Regions from separate parts of the Homo sapiens genome. Here region 1 is linked to region 2. Evidence: read pairs that join two places in POLR2A ChIA-PET (ENCODE). Cell type or tissue: Panc1. All regions are shown on one strand. Links, peaks and the distances in the headings refer to the core of each region. The heading gives the core; the rest is flanking DNA.

Region 1 (2,801 bases), core at 3-2,502, 210 kb after region 2:
TGCCATGATCAAAATCTTCTAGAATTGGATTTTGCTCATCACAGCAGTGTCCACCTTCTATGAGGACTAGAGGAGAACAAACACAGGACTGGGAGGGAGATGTCTTAGGTTCCAGTACTGAATTTGCCACAGACTAGTTGTATGATCTTTGCCAATTTCCTGCAACTCTTTGGCCCAGATTCCTGTCTATAAAATGAAAAAAAAATAATTGAACTAGATTCTGTAAGGATCTTTCCAGTTCTAATAAAATGGCATTATATAGCTATATTTTCACACTATAATTAATAGGCCACCCTCTCCTCATTATCCTGCATCCAGTTAGATTAATTGACACTTGTGGTTTTTTTTTGCAGATGCACTGAGAGATGGTGTTGGGGTTGGGAACCTAACTCATTCCTGGTACCAATCACTGGTCACTTCTCAGATGTGGAGTCAACTGAATGTGCTTTTGTGTCCTACCTCTTTAGGTTCTTGTAGAGCAACCTCATACCAAAAGTATGAGGAAGACTAGGTGAAGAGATCTGGGCTGCCATGTGTGTTTGTGATGTTCCCTGGAGGACTCAGGATTCATAAATCAATGGACCTCACTCTCTTTAATCTTTGGGAGTTATATGCATAGTGTCAACATTTAATAATTATAACTAGGGCTCGGGGGGCAATTTGAGATAGTATGTTGCAAAACATCACCAATGAGACCTGACATGTGAGAGAATTTTCCTGCACTAAGAATGACAGCAGATGCCACATTGAGGAGCTGCAAACTGGGAGCAAATCCACTCCATCCTACTATGAGCCCTTCCTGTTTTGTCAGCTAGCATGGTTTCCTAAATCTCAAATTGCAGCAGAACTGTTCTGCAATTCCATGGCTAGCTATTTCGGGAGCCTAACACAGCAGGACAAATGTGCACAAGTCCACACAGTATGACAGAAGAATTAAAAATGTATTTACCATCTGTTGGTAGTTTCCTTGCGGGTCTCTTTTCTTTTCCTCTCCTGCAGCCACAAATAGGGTCTTCTCACTTCCTTCCAACTTCAGAGAGCTGGGTTCTCTTCACATCTCTGCAAATGCAGGGCTTGGTTTTTTTTTTTTTTTTTTTTCTCTTCCTTTTTTCTTCTTCAAATTTCCCAGACTGTTGAACTCTGGTCTATTTCAGCTTCTAGAATCATTTCCCTCAAATACAAAGTGGAGTGAGGCTGTGAAGAGGTTACAGTGTTTTGCACATCTTGTGTGGCCAGGCTACTTTCAGACACTATGCTTCGATTCTGGTCACAGAGGACTCTGGGAAGCTTGCGGGTAGAACAGGAGAAGTTCAGCCCAGAGTAACTGAAGGAAATTAAGTCATTAAATTAGCCTTGAGAATTCATGTTGGCCCTTTACGATCTCCTTCGTCCTTACTGTAATGGGATACTTTAGACAGGACTTTAATAGGAAAGGGTTCTAGGGATTCAAGCATGAACCTCAAGTGAGAATCATTTCCAGCCCATGTAGCAGCATGAGTAAAAATTATAAGCTGGAATAGAGTTCTGTTAGTTGGGAAACCACTTAGGTTGATCTGAAGCCAATTCGCTTATGGAGAAATACTCAGTTCTCAATGAGCATCACTAGCTTTAATTTCTGGGATACAGGTGTTATTCACAATTCATGTATAATCCAAAAACTAGAGATTGGATTAAAAATGGTCCCTTAGCCAAAACATTGCAATGCAGTGTTATGACTGTAACTGTCCTATTTCATTCAGGTAATGACTTGTTAACAATTCTCAAGCTGCATAGGTGGATAACTTCACTTTGAAACCAGTGCTGGGTGACCCTGAACTTTGGGCAGGTCCTTTAAACTCCAAGCCTCAGTTTAATCACCTAATAAGTGAGAATCATGATCTCTATCTCACAGTATCATCATGGGGATGAAATGAAATGACATCTGCAAAGCCTGAGTGTGAGACTCAGTTCATTCCAACTCAGCTTTAATAGTCATGTCAGACACTAAGGCAAAGGTCAAGTAAAGAGAACATATATTATACCATAGTGTGGACCAGATGGATTAGTTTTGGATTAGCTCCTAATGAGATAATCATTGTGTTGGGGGCTGACAGAACTTTGCACATAGTAGGTTCTGGAAAACATTACTGATTAATTCATTTAATAGTCAATGCCTATTTAGTGGGTGTCTATCATGTGCCAAGAACTATTCTAGATGAATGAGCCAGACAAAAAAAAAAAAAAATCTCTGCCCTCCTGACAATAAACAAACAAACAAAGTAGATGACATAGAATGTTATAAAGCAACACATTTATGGGATAAATGAGCAGGGCAAGGTGGATCGGGAAAGTGAGGGAGTAGAATTTTTAGTAGGGTGTTCACAGCAGGCCTCACTAGGAGGTTGATTCTTAGAAAAAATAACCTGAAGAAGATGAAGGAGTGGGCCATGCGAACACAAGAGGGAAAAGCATTCCAAGCCGAGGGAACAGCTAATACAAAGGCCCTGAGGCAAGAGAGCAGCTGGCTTATTTGAGGACCAGCAAAGAGGACAGTGAGGCTGGCAGTGTGGGAGCAAGGACAGGGATAGATGAGATCAGAAAAGTTGAGGACCTGATCGAGGCCAGCCTTGTAGGCCATGAAGGGCTTTTACTTGACCTTGGGGGAGCCCTTGGTCTCTGAGCAGAGCTGTGGCATCAACCTAATGCAGGCAGTAGACTGGTGTGGGCCGGTAACTGGAGAAGTAAGGGCCAATTTAGGAGGCTGTCGCAGTAACCCTGACGAAGGACGGTGGTGGTTTAACTCCAGTGGTAGCAGTCCCAGG
Region 2 (2,801 bases), core at 147-2,646:
TTTGGTCATGCATTAATTTATCTCTGAACACTTTCTATTTCCTCCGTGGCTTTCTCCTCAACAGCTTTATCCTGTTTCATTTCCCTCAGCACTTTCCCCATTCTTCCAAAATTAGCTCCACTAAAATTTAATGTCTTTAGTTTCCCTTCTGCTGTGGCTTCAATCCTCCCTGGTATAAACACAACTATTATTAGCTAATCCCTTTGCTTGTGGGCAAGTTTGTGGCTACACGCCACCCTCCACTCCCCCGACCTATGCCCTTGGTCCTAAATCCAGACAAACACAGCTGAGGTTGCCTTGTGCTGATGGTTGGCATGAAGAGCTGGGCTACGTGATGCACGCACCTATTGTGTAAGTTTTCCCTGCTCTTGGAGTGCCCCAGTTTATCGTAGAGCACAGGGTGTTTGGCTAACTGCTCTTCCCCCTTCTGATACTAACCACTCTGCCTAAGCAGCTATGACAGTGCATCCCACAGTTAAAACGTAAATTCCCTTTGGACTATGAAAAGGGAATGCACTGAAGACATCCACTGACTGATTTTTTTTAATGTGCTGCATTTTCTGACACTGCTGAAACATTCACGTGGAATGTGCACGCTCTCTCTTTCAGCTTTACCACTTTCAAGATGTTCTGTCTGGGCTTGCTCTCTGCTGTGTTTAGGGTATTTTATTCAGCATTAAACTTGAAAGCCTAATTTGATGGACATGACTGAAAGATTGATGCAAAAATTGTTGCTGTTTATGCTTCCAGCCTTCTGGAATAGTGGAAAAATACTCACCTCTCCTGAACATTTGCTCCGCTATGGTTGCCAAATTATCTAACAGCCAGTCAGTATCCAATTTGACAGCATGGTATTCATTTTTTTAAAAAATTATGCATTGCGGTGTCTGTTTCTGTCTATGACAAGTTCCTTTAATTAATAATAATAATAATAATGCTTTGTCTTTACATAGTGCCTTTTAATTCAAGAATCTTCAAGTGCTTTGACTATCATTGCCTCCATGGAATCTCATGGAAAAGGAGACGAGGACAGAGGTTAAGTTATAAGAAGAGCAGAGCTGTGTCGTAGGTTTCCAGCAGCCCTCAGCTGCACACAGGAAGGTCTTTCCTCCCCAGTTCAGTGTTTTGGTGTGGCCCATTTTTTCTTTTCTCTTCTCATTCCCATGCTACCAGCCCCTGCCCGGCCCCCACTTTCTTGATTAGGAGCCACCCCACCCCTTCCAAACTCCTCTCTCTGCATTTCTCCCACTATTCACTAACTCTCTAAGGATGCTGCTGGGAACAAGTGAAGTCCCTTCACTCTGTAGGTGACATGGTGTTGAAATTCGAAGTCCCTTTTTTCTCTTTTGTTGTTTCTTGATCTCACTGGTATGGTGTGGGATAGTAACAGGTTAGCACAAGGACTGGATGAGAGATATTCTTTCTTCTCTAAAGAGAACAAAGACAACAGTTCTCCATGGTCCTTCTTATTCAATACTTCACTTGCATAGCCCTATCTAATATCTGTCACTCCTTCGCTTGTTTATGAATAAATGGAAAACATATAGATTCAGTTTATTCCCACAGATATCCTTTTTGGGGAAGATGCTGTGCTGTAGAGGTTGGGCTATAGGCACAAATATAAGGTTAAGACATGTTGCCTGCCCTTGAGGAGCTTACCGTTAACTAGAAGATGGGATTGAAATAAGTACACACACTTCTAGGAGTAATACAGACCTTGTTAAGAGAAGTAAAAAGTTTGGTACCTATTTAAAGAGGGAGGACCACACACATCCTTGGAGGACCCGAAAAATGTTTGATTAAAGAGGCAAAAGTTGAAATGGGTTATACGAGACTTGAAAGAGTTACAAGACTGAGATTGGGGAAAGAACAGTGTAAAAATACACTGAGAACAGAAACAGTCCACTTTGGCTAAAGGGCAGAGTATAAGTAGGGGGATTTGAGAGGAAAATTGCTAAACAATTGGCTGACATTTTATACCAGCAGGTCTCAGTTGTGGATGAAATGTTTCTATGTCAGGCTAAGGGTAAAGACTGGCCGCTGAACAGAGCAAAGCTGAGATCAGAGGTAATGTTAGGAAAATCAATCTGGCAATGGTGTGTAGAATAAATGAGAATAAAGAGAGTTATGCGTAGAATAAGCGGGAAATAATTTTAGAGATGAAAGAATTGAGACCCAGAAACATTGTATCCTTGGGCTCAATAGACCCGATAACTTATTTCCAAGGCCCTGAAGTCACTTATTTCCTGGTTGTCTATGCAACCAGATCAGGAGCCTCCATTGCTAACTGTGAGAATCTCAACAGCAACATCTCTTAGAGCAATGCAAGTAGCATTTGTGTCATTATGGGGTAGATACAAAGGAGTTCTTGGGGAGGGGTTATTGGAAGGACATTTCCCACATAGCTAAACTAACACTCATGTCCTCTTCCCTTGTATAGACTTAGTTTCATGAAAAAGAAAAGCTATTTTTCCAGTAAAAGATTTCTACCTAAGTTATTAAAGCTTGCATTTTAAAAAGTAAGGACTAAAAAATAGAAGAATGAGAATTGACCTGACATGCATATTTCAAAATTGTATCAAATATACTGCTGTCTGCGTAGAGAAATAAGGCCCTTTGGTTTAAGTGTGTGAATTTCATTGCCCTGTTAACAAGGATCCTGTTCTGGAGATTGCTGGAGCCCTGCTATACTATGGAAGTTGTGAAGCGTGCCCTCTGGTTAGAGTTGCATTGGCAGGGTAGGCAGGGTCACATTGTCTCTTTAAGCCTTTATATGGTAAGCAAGGGGGCTGGAATGGAAG

The links. ChIA-PET counts read pairs that join two places held together with the same protein. Peaks named below come from ENCODE experiments on the same cell type or tissue, not always from the same donor. Only the 100,000 strongest peaks of a DNase experiment are listed, where the experiment ranks them.
Region 1: POLR2A ChIA-PET joins it to region 2 with 10 read pairs; 2 of 35 experiments call an interaction of 5 or more read pairs at or near these places.

Annotation. Positions count from the first base shown.
Region 1 is chr6:16,771,643-16,774,443 of GRCh38, reverse strand. It overlaps LOC124901268 (a long non-coding RNA gene), which reads right to left. Exons shown (of 2, transcript XR_007059480.1): 1 at 950-2,801. Among named protein-coding and RNA genes, the nearest start is that of ATXN1, 12 kb to the right of the region's middle. In Panc1, for the core only: no CTCF peak of the experiment used is centred there; no DNase peak of the experiment used is centred there; H3K27ac peaks cover 1,336 bases.
Region 2 is chr6:16,983,637-16,986,437 of GRCh38, reverse strand. No RefSeq gene overlaps it. Among named protein-coding and RNA genes, the nearest start is that of STMND1, 120 kb to the left of the region's middle. In Panc1, for the core only: no CTCF peak of the experiment used is centred there; no DNase peak of the experiment used is centred there; H3K27me3 peaks cover 828 bases.